Regions from separate parts of the Homo sapiens genome. Here region 2 is linked to region 1. Evidence: chromatin loops called from intact Hi-C (ENCODE). Cell type or tissue: heart left ventricle. All regions are shown on one strand. Links, peaks and the distances in the headings refer to the core of each region. The heading gives the core; the rest is flanking DNA. Region 1 holds the start of LOC105373134 (a long non-coding RNA gene). Region 2 has its middle 68 kb from the start of FAM9C.

What was found. Hi-C counts contacts between places; a loop is a spot of excess contacts. Peaks named below come from ENCODE experiments on the same cell type or tissue, not always from the same donor. Only the 100,000 strongest peaks of a DNase experiment are listed, where the experiment ranks them.
Region 2: it touches region 1 in a loop (3-fold over the local background); 13 of 110 quality-filtered maps call a loop at or near these places.

Annotation. Positions count from the first base shown.
Region 1 is chrX:13,157,652-13,165,991 of GRCh38, forward strand. It overlaps LOC105373134 (a long non-coding RNA gene), which reads right to left and starts at 7,324. Exons shown (of 3, transcript XR_001755798.2): 1 at 4,771-7,324; 2 at 90-288. In heart left ventricle, for the core only: no CTCF peak of the experiment used is centred there; a DNase peak (open chromatin) is centred at 3,530; H3K27ac peaks cover 3,037 bases.
Region 2 is chrX:13,107,997-13,116,336 of GRCh38, forward strand. No RefSeq gene overlaps it. Among named protein-coding and RNA genes, the nearest start is that of FAM9C, 68 kb to the left of the region's middle. In heart left ventricle, for the core only: no CTCF peak of the experiment used is centred there; no DNase peak of the experiment used is centred there; H3K27ac peaks cover 3,520 bases.

The DNA of each region.
Region 1 (8,340 bases), core at 103-8,102:
CAGTAGTTGTTCAAGTCAGAAATAAATTTTAAAAATATACATGGCTCCATTATATATGCGGAAACTGCAAAATAAGCATAACTAAATACCTGAATTTCCAGGCACTCTGCAGTAGATCAGAAAGCCCATGTCCATTTGATCAAAGTCCAGGGGATACACAATGTTAAGTGCAAGATGTATCAATTCACCAGTGAAACTCCAGATGGCTTTCCTTCCCACTTCATCATGTCACATCAATATGGTAGCTTGTGAGTTGTATCCACAGTTGACATCCTATAGTCTTCAGCTCTAGTAATTTAAATTATTGTACTTTATTTTGACTACTCAGAATTGTCTCCTGAATTAAATCAACAAACACAAGCATATTTATATACATACACCCACACGTATATGAAAGTATGAGTTTACAGTGTAGTTGGAAAATTAAAATATAGGCAGAAAAAAATTACAAAGTAAAATATAATGTCAAGTGAATAAAACAGATAGTTACAAAATAAAAATAATATTTTTAAAGGTCAAATTACAATGATCTGGTTTGGCCACGAGCCTTTTAAAAATATATATTGAGTTTTAATTCATATGCCATACAATTCACTTAAAGTTGCAATTCAATGATTTTTAGTGTATTCACAGGGTTGTGCAAACATCACCACAATCAATTTTCAAATAGTTCATCAACCTTAAAATAAACCTTCTACTCATTAGCAGTCACTCCCATTTTCTCTTGACCCCTCACTCCCACCCCAGCCCATCACAAATCTACTTTCAAGTTCTATAGTTTTTTCTGTTCTGGACATTTCATAGTAATAGGATCATATGACATGTGGGGATTTGTGTCTGACATCTTTTCCTTAGCATAATGGTGTCAAGGTCCATCCATATTATAGCATGTATCAAAACTTCATTCCATTTTTCTTTTTCTTCTTCTTTGAGATAGAGTCTCTGTTGCCCAGGCTGGAGTGCAGTGGCATGATCTTGGCTCACTGCAACCTCTGCCTCCCGGGTTCAAGCAATTCTCCTACCTCAGCCTCCCGAGTAGCTAGGATTACAGGCGCGTGCCATCACACACAGCTAATTTTTTGTATTTTTAGTAGAGATGGGGTTTCACCATGTTAGCCAGGATGGTCTCCATCTCCTGACCGCATGATCCGACCAGCTCGGCCTCCCAAAGTGCTGGGATTACAAGTGTGAGCCACCGTGCCCAGCTCCATTTTTTGTACTAATAATATCTCATTGTATAAATAGACCACATTTTGTTTATCCATTCATCAGTTGTCAGACATTTGGGATGTTTTTACTTTTTGGCTATTGTGAATAATGCTACTAATATTTGTGTACAGGTTTTTATGTGGACATATGTTTTCATTTTGCTTTAGTGTATATCTAGGAGTAGAATTGCTGGGTCATATGGTAACTCTATGTTTAACCTTTTGAGGAACTGCCAGATTGTTTTTCCAAAGCAGCTGTATTATTTTACATTTCAACTAACAGCATAGGAGGGTTCCAATTTCTCCACATCCTTGTCAAGTCTTGTTATTGTCAGTCTTTTTATGATAGCCACCCTAGTATAAGTGAAGTGGTATCTCAGTATGGTTGGTCATGAACTTTTTGATAGGTCCAGGGGTGCAGGAAAAGGATTTCACAGAAGAAAAGATCAAGAAGAAAGGCATAGAGGTAGGAACTCCCTGCCTGACCCCAGCATGTTAATTTCACCTGTTGAAGGCAAGTCATTTTTGTTTGCACAGAAAATCTGTGTAGGAAAATAGTGGAAGATGAAACTAGAAAACTCCCTCAAAGGGAAAACTGCATATATATATAAGTGCAGGGTGCTGCAGGCTGGGTTACTGTGTGCAGGAAACAGTAGAGACCTTGAAGTGTGTTCTTTAATAAAAATCTTGCTTTAGGAAAATTAATTTGGATATACAGAACTTTGAGGACAGGAGAGAGAGAGACAGATGCTGGATGCATTGCATGTGGGTCAGCAATGGGATTGGGGTACTGGTTTGGCATAAGGGATGACAAGTGGAAACCAAGGAAACCCTTGGAGTTCCAGCTGGGACTCTGGGAGAATTCTGGTATCCTAAGACAAAGAAGTCAAGAAGAACAGCTGTTTTGTGGGGTGGGTAAAAGACAGAGCAATTTTCATATTAGAAACTTCAAGTCTGAGGGCATTTTTGAGAGCAGGAGGCCTGGAACTTGGAGAAAGGTATTGGTCAGAACAGAGGTTGACTGCCTGCTTTTCTAAGGTCCATGAGCTAGAGAATAGTTTTCACACTGTCAAGTGGTTGGGAAAAAAAAAATCCAAAGAATAATATATTGTGACAAGTGAAAATTACATGAAATTGAAATCTCAATGTTCATAAAGTTTATTGGAACACAGCCATGCCCATTCATTGACATATGGTCTTTGGCTGATTTCATGCTGCAATAGGAGAGTTGAGTGGTTGCAATAGATTGCATGGCCTGCAAAGCCTGACAAATTTACTATCTGGCCCTTTACAGAGAAAGTTTGTTGGCTCCTGAATTAGTGACAAACTTGGGAGGTATGGCCTCCCAATTGTGATTCTTAAACCTGAAAGAGTGAGAGTGATCCAAATTAACAGTGTATAGAAAAAAGGAGCCAGGGCCAGTCCTTGGGGCTGCTTATGTTTGGGGACCAGAGATAGGTAAAAGAATCAGTGAAGATAGTAAATAAGTTGAAATAAACCTCAATTTAATTAAACATGTCAACTCCCAGACTATTTTATTGCTTGGTACTTAAAACACACTCCCAAGAGGAAGATTAATTAATAAAGCTGCAGTGTGGGATAGCTATCCAGCTGGAAGCAGCACAGGCCCCTAACAAGGTTTGTTTTTGGCAAATTCCCATCTCCAGTCTTCTCTTCTCCCACAATAGGGTGAAGCATCCCATTCCTGCCTTATCCCCAGAAGGCCTGGCTTCCAGACATCTGTCTCAGAAAGAGGTATGAGGCAGAAGGTTCCACTAGGTAAATTGTTGATAAAAGCTCAAGTGCAATTCCTGCCCTAGGATTTGGACTTGAATAAAGGGACTCTCAAGACACTGAGGAATGACTCTCAATTCTGGAAAGTGTAGGCACTTGCAAAGGGGCAGAGAGTTGTGTGAGAATATGGAGGAGGAAGATTCTTGGATGGTCCCTCCAATCAGGCCAGTTGTATGTGCTACGTATGTAGGGGTTGGACCCACCCCCTTGTCCAGTGATCTTGGAGAAGTCACTTAAACGTTCTCTTTTGGTAACTCATCTGGAATTAGGGAATAAATTCTAAGCAACTTTTAAATAAGAAGCATAAAAGCATTTGAGTCTTCAGATTTGCTTAATTGATCATTGCAGACGGTTGTGTCAATAACAATGACGTTTAGAGGAAAAGGTGAAATTGGTTTCTTTTTCTTTTCTTGGACTTAGCTCCAGGAGCAGGGAACAGGAAGCCATTCCCAGAAGTTGCTTTCCCCTCCCACCCCTGAGTACGTGGCAGGGCCAACAGATGTGGCTGAATGCCCAGGCCCAGGGCCATGAGTACTAACCTATGCCCTGGAAAGCAGGAAACACATTGTCTTCATGTACTCTGCAATTTGGGAGCAAACACCAGCAGCTCTTGCAGGGGGCCTTTGTGGGTCCAAATTCAATGGACTGTCTGCTCTCTCTCACCACTGCTCCACCTTTCATTTGTCTGAACGTGGAAACACACACACACACACACACACACACACACACACACTCCAAGCGCTTTTACTTTTCCTCACTCAACAACAATGCAGAAAACTTCTGTGACCAAATATGTGTGTGTGTGTGTGTGTGTGTGTGTGTGTGTGTGTGTGTGTGTGGCGGGTGGGGGGGTGGGGCATTTCTCTACACATCAAGGAGCAGATCAGCTGCATGTCCTCTAATTCAGTTCTGACACTCTCTACCCAGAGAGTGTCAGATCCCACAGGTTGAGGGCTCAGTCCCCAAGACTGCCCCCACCCCCACTTCTGATACCAATTAAAAGCTGCAGGTTATTTTTCTTGTGCTTCTGACCGACTGGCTATAATCAGGTTGCCCACAATCCCCCTTTCTTGGGTTCAATTAATTTGCTGGAGTGGCTCACAGAACTCAGAAAAACACTTATGTTTACTCATGTATTATAAAAGATGTTACACAGGATACAGATGAAGAGATGTGTAGGGCGTGGTATGAGGGAAGGGGTGCAGAGCTTTGATACCCTCCCTGGGCACCACCCTCCAGGAACCTCTACGTGGTCAGCTATCTGGAAGCTCTCTGAATCCTGTCTTCTTGGGTTTTTCTAGAGGCTTTATTACTTAGGCGTGATTGATCAAACCATTGGCCATTGGTGATACACTCAACATCTCCTCTCCCTTCCCTGGAGGTTGGGAGTGGTGCTAAAAGTTAGTCTTTCTGGGTGACAAACCCCCATCCTGAAGCTGCCTAGGGGCTGCCTGCTATCAGTCAACTCATTAGGGTACAAAAAGACAACACTTTGGAATTTCTAAGGATTTTAGGATTTGTATGCCAGGAAACAGGGTCAAAGACCAAATATACATCACAATATCACAATTTGCTTGTTTTTTGTTTCAGCTTGGGATCAGCCTTATTTTTAATACACAGATGCTCTCCTACACAGGAACCCCTTACTTATTAGGGACCTTTGAGATTCCTTTTCAGATCCCCCTGTTGCCATGGAATTGTAGCTGGAACATCCACTCCACTTCCTACTGACTGGCTCCTGACATTTCTCAGTCCCCAAATATCTCACCTTCTCCCAACAGCCTGAATTTTTGTTTTCTTCACCCAGTTTCTGTTTGCAATGGCATTTGTCAGATTTTCACATATCAACATCCTTCTTAATAATGAGAACCTTTTAGGCATTCACATTCTCATATAGATCCACTCAGTCAGATTGCTTTCCACTTAGCTGAATCCACCATATAGAGAAAAGGAAGCTTCTATTGCAGGAATCAGAAGACGAGATGATTCTAGAACATGAAATATTGGTAATGGCTCATCAGGATGGGGTGCTAGTGGGAGGGATAGGAAAGCCTGGGAGCCCTGGGAAACCTGATAATCCCAAAAGAAAGGCAATAGAACGTGGCAAAGGAGCATAGGAAAGGAGCTTGTTGACCCACACCTGCGCTGCACTATCTGTAAGAGTAGTTCTGCGACAGCACCATGCAGAGGAAACTCCTTTAGTCCACTTCTTCACCTGCTCCTCTTCCCCTTATTTTCTTCTTTTCCCTCTGCCTCAGTAGAGTGAGTCAAAGTGGAGTCCTCTGAAATGTACTTTGGCCCTAGAGTCCTATGGATCCGTGTTCACATTTTGAACAAGTTACTCAATCACTCTGAACCCTAGTGTGTACATCTACAAAACAGGGGATCTACCCTGAAGGGATGCTGTGAGAATTAGGTGGAATAATACATGTAAAGGCATCTGCACAAGTTAGTTTTTTTTCTTCTCTGAAAGCACTGACTGGAGCTGCTCAGGAAGTACCAACTGGTGCCAGTTCCCCAATGAAGTATGTGTGTGATAAATTATCCTGCATATCTATATGCACACACCCCTATTCACTTAGCTTATCCAAAAAAACTAGAAGCAGCATAGAGGAACAACATTAGCAGACTTTGCTTGGGGGAAATCAGACCTTGGATTCCCCTGCCTCCCAACCCCCAACCTCACCAAATTAGTATATTATCAGGTTCCATCTAAGCGTGTACCCATGGCAAATGCACTGTTCACTGGTAGTTAATGGAAATAATGCCCATCCAATATGGGGCCACCAAAACCTTCATAATACAGTGCGGTTGCTGACCTGGAAATGATCTCAGCAAGCATCTGGCCCGCTAACCATCAAACCCTCCCACTTCCTTCTATATATAGGAAAATGGAGGCACAGAGAATTTAAGTGCTTTTAGAAGGTAATAGTTGAGAAAAAACTAGGACTAGAACTCAAGGCACCTTGACTCACAATCCAAACTATCTTTCTACCACTCCTGGCTGAGTTCATGAATGTAAAAAGAGACTGTTAAAAAAAAAAATTAAATATATAACACCTTGCAAGATGTTAACCGCCATTACTTATTGTTTTAATTATAAATTACCCATCTTTCTAGATGCTTCTGCAGGGATCTTGACAAGTCATTTCTGATCCTGCCCTATGAAACAATCTCTCAGAGACTCAAGGAACTCCAGAGGCTACATCTGGAGGGATATAAGGGGGAAACTGAGCAAAGAGGAGGCAGTGGAACATAATTTTGCAGGCAGAAATTTAAAAATATATGTTTAGTGCAAACTCTTCTAGTTCTGTGTGATTTTGTTTCTGTTTGTTTTAAACCAAGAAAAAACACCACATTCTTGATTGCAAGGAAGTTTTTACCAGAATAAGAGGCCATGAATTCCCATGAGCCACCCTGCCTAACAAAGCCAGAAGACCCCCTGGCTTAAAGGTTGCAAGTTAAAGATTACAGGTCAAAACATTTTAAAAGCAGCAACAATGCAAACTTTATATAACAAATGACAAAGATATATAACGATATAATAATAATAAAGAAATAGCTATATAAAAAGAGCTAGGTAGATGATGGATAAATGGATGGGAAAGAAGGAAGGAAAGAGGGGAGGAAGGAGGGAGGGAAGGAAGAAAGAAAGAAGGTAAGAAGGAAATAGGCCTAAGTGCTGTAGTTGATCTCTGGTGGCAAGCAATTTTAGTTTTCCAACTTTTGCTTCTCTGCATTTTACAAATTCTCGTACGTTCTTAAACAACAACAACAATAACACCCACCCTAATGATCAATGTTATTTGCTAAAAGGGTTGACAATGACAAACACAAACCCCTTGAAATTTCCAGTTCTCCTTTCCAGTAAATCTGCTTTTGCATGGGCTCCTCCGCATTCCTCATTCACATCAAGGATTCAAGAAATTCCACTCAACTGAAGTCCAGATCACATCTAAGATTGATCGTTCCACATTTAAACCTTTCTCTGATCCCTTCAGTGACTTTGCCTCGCTTGAGAGAAAATGACAACCGACTCACTGTTTCATTTTCCCTTCCATTCAGCCAAGCAATCCAGGGCCCTATTCCGTCGTTTGCTTTTCATCCATAGGGCTTCCAATTCACCCATGTGAAAACATCTTTGCAATTACAGCCTTCACTCAGTGTCCCCAGGTTAACTTCAGGACCCTGATTGAAGAATCTGAAACCACTTGACAAACTAATTTGAATTGCAAACAGCTACCAACACAAATCCAAACCCTTTCTTTTAGCTCTGGGAAACTAGCTGTTTTGATGTGTTAATCATTTAGCTAGTAAGATAACTTAGCTCATCGTTTTATCTACGAATTACTTAACAAAATTCCTTTTAGTACTCTGAAGGCTAAAATACTGTATATGATATATATCTCAGCTACTACAAAGTCATGAAATAATAAAAATAAGCTTTGACTCCAAAGAATGTGAAAACAGGAAAATAAAGGTTTTAGTGATACTGGGATCTAGTTTGTTTTAAAATCCAGATGAAAGAAGGCTACTTATACTGGGAAAAATATGTTACCCAGCATGTTCTGGAAAATTCATTTTAGAGCCTTGGAAACATTTAGGTGGGATTGTAGGAATCTCTGAGAAGTATGAACTGTATTTTTTTAAACTTCTCTAGAGTTTATGACATTTGTGTTTAATTTTGTTTGGTTTCAGAGACTGAAACATCAGCTATTTTAAATTTTTAAACACGTCTTTTTATCTCTGATATGTGCTAGGAACTGTGCTGTTATTACAGGGAAATTAACATTGAGTAAGACTTGGCACAGTGAATGGCACATTGTAGAGAGAAAATAAATATTCAATTAATGAATCACAGAAATCTGATATTATTCATGTAAAACTGAAAGTGTTTCCTAACCGTATTTAGGAGTAAGATTTTAAGATTTATGTACCAGGTTCCTGGAGGCCTAATGAGCCACATATATTCCTTGTAGAGGGTATTCTAACTACAGTGTTTGCTCAGCTGTGGGTTAATGAATACGTATCTGTGAGAAGAGCTCTTAATGTTGTAGTGACAATATAAACAATAATACATCTGACATTTATCAAATGCTTACTTCTTGCAAGATGTTTCCCACTTATTATTTCACTTCATCCTCACCATCAGTATTTTTGTTGTTGTTGTTACAGATAAGGAAACTGTGGAACAGGTAGGTTAAGTGACTTCCCAGCACCCAGAGCTAGCAACTATTGAGGGCAGGAACCAAAACCAGGATTCAGATTTCGCAGCCAGGCCTCTAAGCTACTTTGTCTCTATTGTGTTTTTCCTATAACAATGCAAGGGGGATTGATT
Region 2 (8,340 bases), core at 68-8,067, 50 kb before region 1:
AAATTTTATGTTACGTGTATTTTATCACAATAAAACAATGGAATTAATTTAAAAATAAAATCACTCAAATTACTTTCTAGGCCTTTATATTTTATTTCCTATATTTAAATCTTCCCATTTCTGCATTTACTATTTTTATTTTCTATCTCTTCTTGACTCAATTAGGGTAAACATTTTCTCTTAGGAAAACATTCACTTCATTGAAATTTTAAAATTTATTTGCGTGAAATTATGGTAAATAACAATTAAAAAAATTTCTCTTTGCTTAATTATCTATTTTCATTCTTAATTCTGTACCTTCCCCATTTGTCTTGATGGGGCTAGCTAGCACCTTGTTTTATTTTATTACTTTTAAAAAGAGCCAGCTCTTCTGTTTCTTAGTTCTCTGGTTTTCCTGTTTTCTAATTTATTGGTTTCTGCTTTTACATTTATTAATTTCTTTCTTCTCTTTTCTTAGGTTAATTTTATGTTTCTTTTTATAAATTCTTGCGCTAAATGTGCAATTAACTAATTAACTAAAATTTTTAGTAAAGTAAGTGTTTAAATTCATAGCTTAAAGGTATAGAACAGCCATATTCCACACGTTTTGACATGTATTATTTTCGTTATTATTTTCTAGACATTCTAGTATTTTAGTTAATATTTTCATTTCAACACAAATGTACTTAAAAGGAGAATTTTCTTTTAAATCTCAGTGGTGGGTTTTTTTTCCCTCTTTTTGTAATTATTTTCTACTTTAATTTACTATGGGTACAGAATAGCCCTGTTTTCTTTTAATATTTGGGAAGCTGTTGAAGTTTACTTTTGTCACAGTGGGTGAAAAACATCCATTGTTTCCAAGAAGGTGTATTCCCTGTTACTGATTACTCAGTGCACTTACTTTCTCTGCATTATCTGAGTTGAGAAGAGTGAATTGAAGTGTGGTTTCGAATTGATTCTATTATTTATTTTAGTATCTGATATGGTTTGGCTCTCTGTCTCCACTCAAATCTCATATTGAATTGTAATCCCCAGTGTTGGGGGAGGAAACTGGTGGGAGGTGATTGGATCAGGGGGCAGACCTCCCGCCTTACTGTTCTCATGACAGTGAGTGAGTTTTCACGAGATCTGGTTGTTTAAAAGTATGTAGCACTTCCCCCTTGGCTCTCTGTCCTGATCCACCATATGAAGATGTGCCAGCTTCCCCTTTGCCTTCTGCCATGATTGTAAGTTTCCTGAGGCCACCCAGCCATGCTTCCTATAAAGCCTGCAGAACCATCAGCCAAGTAACTGTTTGAGTCCTTGTTTTCAATTCTTTTGGGTATAGAGCTAGGTGTGGAATTGCTGTGTCATATGGTAATTCCATGTTTAACTTTTTGAGGATCTGAGTTTCATTTTAGTGGTTTTTCTTTTTTCTTTTCTTTTCTTTTTTTTTTTTTGAGATGGAGTCTTGCTCTGTCACCCAGGCTGGAGTGTAGTGGCACGATCTCAGCTCACTGCAACCTCCACCTCCTGGGTTCAAGTGATTCTCGTGCCTCAGCCTCCCGAGTAGCTGGGACTACAGGCGCCCGCCACCACCCCCAGCTGATTTTTGTATTTTTAGTAGACACAGGGTTTCACCATATTGGCCAGACTGGTCTCGAACTCCTGACCTTGTGATCCACCCACCTCAGCCTCCCAAAGTGCTGGGATTACAGGCTTGAGCCACCGTACCCGGCTGTGGTTTTTCTTTTCTCCCATTCTATCACACTATTTCACAATAAGAACAAATAAAATAATCAGATAATGGAGAAGTTTCTCTATTTAATATCTCTACCTATCACCCCACTGAATGCCTTTAGTTCTACCAGGTATTCAAATGAATACATTTCATTTTATATCATTTATTTTCATTATTTTCGTTATATAACTCAACGTAGCAGTTTCTAAAGGGCCAGAGATTTGTCTTAAGTCAGCAAGCAGGAAAGTGGATGAGGGAAAACACAGGGCCTGGGTAACCTTCCCATTGCCTGTGACTAATCAAGAATCAGGGCTGGCTTCATGGGTGTGCAACTTACGCCATCACATAAGGCCCTGTGCTTAGAAGAGCCCTGCACTGAGAAGGGCCCCGTGCTCAGAAGGACCTGGTGCTGGGCTTAATGATCTGCTGTGACTGGTTTGAAAATCTTAATAATTTTTGAACAGGAGGCCTCACATTGTTATTTTGCACTGGGCCTCGAAAATTATGTAAACTCTATTAAGAAGTGATGGTATCTATCTATGCCCATCCTGTATCCTAAAAAACAAGTTGTAAATTCTAAAAACAAATTCTAAAATGGGAATAAAAAAAGATATGTCTACCACTCAAGGTGGAAGCGTTCCAAATGTGGGTGGATACTAAACAGAATAGTAATAGAATAACTGAAGTGTATTTAAAAACACAGACGACAGACCAAAGTCAGACAGAATTTTTACAAATGAATTTACTGTGTCTCCTATTGTTAGCCTGATAGAAGACTTCAAAAAGTCATTGCAGGAAACTGAGCTCAAGTAAGAACAAATAGCAAACACATTCCTTCTACTCTCCAAGAAAAAGTGGGGAGGTTTCAGTTCTTATGCCTTCAAGTAGAACTGAACGATGCTCCCCCCACCCCCGCCCCTCCGCCCGTGCTTGGAAGGGCCTGGTAAAATCAAGAGTAAAATGCAATCCCAAGAGATGAACTATAAAGAAAACATAATACTTTTGCAATAGCCTGCTAGGCTTTTCCATCATGTTTTGATTGCAGGAAAGATCAGGCTTTATGGGCTAAAGGAAAAATAAATGAGTTCGTGATAAGCCAAAATCCTGCCCTCCCCTTTCCAGTATCAGCAGGGAGTAGAGGTTCTGGGTTTTTCCTAAGATCAGAGGAAACATGTCTTAAATTCAGGGTGGAATCACAACTGGCCAAAAACCTCATCAAGGCCTTCTTATCTGCTCCATCTGCTGGCTCTGAGTAATCTTTAGCAATTGCTCAATGGTGACGTCTTTAAAGAAATCCTGCCAAGAGCACCCTTTCCCTAGCCTTTCCTTAGTTACAACAATCTACAAAAGACCAAGGGTGAACGTCTGGGTGGAAGAGCTGGCCACCTCTGTATTTGTTCCTTGCTACAAGTGGGTATGAGAAGTATCCTAGGAGACAGATTTTCCAGGACAATGATTAGCCAAACAGTCCTATCCAGAGGCCTTCCAATAAACCAGATTAGCTGTGATGTGATTATGTAATTATATGGCATGTTTCAAGGAGACACCGTAAACTACAATCAACAATTTGGCATCGCGCAGCAACTTGGGGTGTAACCTATTTCAGGAAGAGCCAAATTGGATACCAAAAATGGAAGGACTTGCTCTCATAGGGAAAGAATAGTGAAGGGAAGTGTTTGGTGATGGTGAAAAATATAACATATTTGGAATTTTTAATAAAGAGTTTCTTAGAAGCATCTTATAACATCTGTCCACATCCCTGATTCCCCTTTACAGCTCATGGCCTGAGTTAACATCTGTCCACATCCCTGATTCCCCTTTACAGCTCATGGCCTGAGTTAAAAAAAAAAAAAAAAAAAAAAAAAAAAAGACTTAGGTAGAAATAGCAGGGACTGGCTTACCTATCGTCTATGATTTTGTTGAGTTTTGTGGGAGGGAGACTCTCTAATATTGTTTTCCTCCACTCTCATTCTCCATGGTGCAAATCCCAGGTTGGCTTTTTGTGGGTTTTTTGTTGTTGTTGTTTTGTTTTAGTTTTTTAAAATGTATAATTGACACATAAAAATGGTTTTCACATAATCCTTCCTGCAACACAAAAGGCCCCAAGGGCACTTACCTAGCTTGCCTTCAGGGGTCAATTAATTCATGATGTGCCAGGTAGTCAGGTATACTCTATGGAGGAAAGCCTGTATCTTTGCATATCTAATTTATTTCCCAAGTTTAAAAAACAGTGCTGCTTTTGATCTGACTAGAATGGCTTGAACTGGATTCTGTTGGAAGTTAAAGTGGTATTATAATTGCTTTTTTACTTAACTGTCTACCCCAATGGAATGTACTCCTTGAGGGAAGGTATTACATGACAGTATATTGATCATTATGTTCCCAGGGTCCCAGGGTCAGGTATAATGCCTGGCACACAATAAGTGCTTCATAAGTATTTCTTGAGTGGTTGCTGGATGAGCAAAGCAGACAGAGACCCTTTGAAGACCTTTTATAGCTGAAGCATCTGTAAGCAAGTAAGAATAGTGGTTAGAGGCAGAGTTTATAGAACTGGACAACTTGGTCTTGAATCCTAACTCTGCCTCTTTCTACTGTGGCTAAATTATTTAACCTCTTCATACCTCAGTTTTACCATCTTTAAATTGGGTGTAATAATGAGATCTATCTTATAGCTCTGTGAAGATTAAAGGAGTTGAAATTGGAAATGGTAGGTGCTCAACTGTGTTAGTTTTATTTCTTAAAAAAGTGAACAGATGATCCTTTTCATGTCCTTGCAGCTTTGTTCCATGCCCACTGCTCCCCAAAAAATTAATCCTTGGGCAAAATATTTTATCATAATAAATTATTATATATCAAATCATCTCCCTTGTAATTGTTCCGTTATACAGGGCAAAAATCTTACAGGAAAAAGTGTCTCCAATCCACACTCAGTATGGCATGCTTACTAAATATACAACTGGCAAAAAAAAGTTGGTGGGGGAAGAGTGGGAGAAAATTTTGGAGCCATTTGAAGCTCTAAGTGACCTAAGCATTTGCACCATCTAATAAAATTTGATGAATCATTTTCAGTTATTAAACATAAAAAGGATTTGCTTATGCATGGCTATGTTTGAGCAGATTTGGTTGATACCTCATACTTTCCATTAATTATAAACTATAAAATGGGAACAAAATGAGAACAGTGAGTTAAGGCTTTTTTTTATTTTCTTTTTTTTTTTGAGATGGAGTCTTGCTTTGTCGTCCAGGCTGGAGTGCAGTGGCGTGATCTCGGCTCACTACAACCTCTGCCTCCCGGGTTCAAGTGATTCTCCTGCCTCAGCCTCCTGAGTAGCTGGGATTACAGGCGCCCGCCACACCTGGCTAATTTTTGTATTTTTAGTAGAGACGGGGTTTCACCACGTTAACCAGGCTGGTCTCGAACTCCTGACCTCAGGTGATCAGCCCACCTTGGAATCCCGAAATGCTGGGATTATAGGCATGAGTCATTGCGCCCAGTCAGAGTTAAGGCGTTTTAAAAATAAAATTTCTGACATCTCTACCACTTAAGAAAATGTCTGCCACCATCCTTGTGGAAGGTTTGAAAAATTATAAATATGCCAAGTGGATCTTTATCCATTCTTCCAAGCATTCCTCTTATGCTGCTGGGATGGTTTGACTCTAATTATACTGGAAGTTCAAGTTCAAAAAAAGTTTAAGGGGGAAATGTGTGGCTGTGAGCTGACTTCTATGAAGCAACCTGGATTAGGATGCCAGTGAAAGAGGACCTGGGGGTTGGTTGGTGAGTGTGGCTGAAACTTCTCTGATATAAATCCATTCATTTGTGTGCCCTGAGGTGTGGGCACTCCTGGGGGCTCTGAGATGCCAGGCAATGGTCACTCCTGACTTCCAGTCACCAATACCAGCTTGTCCTCGTGGTTAATCTCCTATTCCCTTTCTACATATGTCATCAGACTCCTCAAACAGTTCTTAAACAGCAATATAGTATTACCAAATGAGGAAAGAAAAGGATAAGAAGCAACATATACAAAATGGTCTCAATTGTTTAAAAAACACACATAGGCCAGGTGTGGTGACTCCCGCCTGTAATCCCAGCACTTTGGGAGGCTGAGGTAAATTGCTTAAGCCCAGGAATTCAAGACCACTGTGGCAGCCTGGGCAACATAGCAAGACACCTGTATTTACTAAAAACAAAACAAAACAAAAAACACACACACTGGGGAATGAGATTGGAAGAAAGGACACTAAATGTTAGCAGAGTTTATACTGGGCTTTTAATTTGTAGCTGATTTATATTTTTTCCTTTATGCTTGCCTGTGTTTTCTAAAATGTTTATAATAGACCTATGCTGCTATAATCATAGAACAAGGAATTAAGGGCCAGATGTGGTTGAGTCACGCCTGTAATCCCAGCACTTTGAGAGGCCAAGGTGGGCAGGTCACCTGAGGTCAGGAGTTCGAAACCAGCCTGGCCAACATAGTGAAACCCCATCTCTACTGAAAATACAAAAATCAGTTGGGCCTGGTCATGGGCGCCTGTAATCCCAGCCACTCAAGAGACTGAGGCAGGAGAATTGCTTGAACTCAGGAGGCAGAAGTTGCAGTGAGCCAAGATTGTGCCACTGCACTCTGGCCTGGGCAACAGAGTAAGACTCCATCTCAAAAATAAAATAAAATCTATTTAGAAAAATATCCATATGACATGGTGAGAACTGGCTGGGCAAGTGCTCCACATGGCCAGTTTGCAGCCACGTGTAAGAGGCGATATCTTGTGAAAGCTGATTATACAAATTGGGTCATTCTTGTCATGCCCAACTAAATCAGCATCAAGGGCCAGGGGGAAAAAGAACTTGGGGAACATAGCCCCTGCTCCAAGAATTGAATTTTCTACAAGCCCAGCTGCTGAAACAGCCAGCTGAAACCTGAAGAGCAGTTTTACCTAGCAGCTGCTGAAGCAACCTGCTGTGACTCCAAGCCTGGTTTTACCTACCACAGTCACTCACTGTATTCGTCCATTTCGTGTTGCTAAAAAGGAATACCTGAGGCCGAGTAATTTATAAAGAAAAGTTTATTGGGCTCATGGTTTTGCAGGCTGTACAAGCATGGCACCAGCATCTGCTTGGCTTCTGGTGAGGCCTCAGGAAGCTTTTACTCATGGCAGAAGACAAAGAGGGAACAGACATGTCACATGGCAAGAGAGAGAGAGAGAAGGAGGGCATAGTCTCTCTAACAACCAGATGTTGCTGGAACTAACTGAGTGAAAACTTGCTCATCACCAAGGGGATGACACCAAGCCATTTATGAGGGATCTGCCCCCTATGACCCAAATACCTCCCACCAGACCCCACCTCTAACATTGGGGATCACAATTCAACACAAGATTTGGAGGAGACAAACACCCAGACATCCACTCACCAATCAGAGCTTGCCAGCTCCCAAAAGCTTCTCTAGTGCCAATAAGCTTTCTTTCAAAATGATAATGTAACATTAGCATCTCTTTTTCTAATAAAACTCACAACCTTCTCTTTGTTCTTCAGACATACCGAAGACCACCCAGTCTGTGTGTATGCCCCAAACTGCAATCCCTGCTTCCCAAAATAAAATGTTAAATTTAGAGATTCATCTCTATACTTTATTTTGGCTTTGACAATCTGATTGAGAGAAAACTCAGCTGCCTCTCAGACAAGCCCAAAAGTATTACCAAATGAGGGAAAAAAAGATAAAGAGTTTCTTACAAGCTTCTATAACATCTGTCCATATCCCTGATTACCCTTTACAGCTCATGGGCTCAGTTAAAAACGACAACAGAAAAAGACTTGAGGTAGAAATAGCAGGGACAGGGTCACCTGCCAAAAAGTCCTTACATCACACCCTGCTCCTAAGAGTTCTGCCTCTTTACTTACTGGTAGTTTCCTGATAACATGTCCCCAGTCCTCCTCCATAGGTGACAACTGGGCTGCAATTGGAGCTCAGAGCAGAACTCACCAGGAAGGAAGCAGTGTGTGTTTCACAGTCCACTGTTGAGCTAATTATTCCCAGAGGCCTACGGGACTACACAGGCTTATATTGACCATTGTCAGCAGTCAGTGCCTCCCTTTTTTGAATTGTACATTGCTGGTTAACTCTGTAAGTTAAGAAGGGAGAGTATCCATTTCTTCACCTGCTGACCCAGAGCAATTTCCTTTCTTCAAGAAAAGGGAGAAGGTTATGATTTCATAAAAGCTGCCACTTCTCTTTGGATGGAAGACTAGATTTGCTACAGACATTTTCACCTTGTTATGAATTTGTCTGTTTGCTTTTGCTTTGGGAAATGGTATTTAGTGGGCAAAAGAATAGCTTATTTTTGAAGCACCAATGTGGAAAACAATAGTTAAAATATTAATATCTGTTGAAGAATCCATCAAAGGGTATACCATTTATACAAACGATAATGACTTCGGAAAATATGGCTTCAAAGGGATTGTTATTTTTTGTTTATAACCTAAAGAAAATCCCTATCTAGCAAGAGGAATTCCAATTACTTCATATATTTCTTTTTTTTCCCTCTTCTTCTTCTTTTTTTTTTTTTTTTTTTTTTTTTTTTTTGAGACAGGGTCTCTCTGTTCCCCAAGCTGGAGTGCAGTGGCACTATCACAGCTAACTACA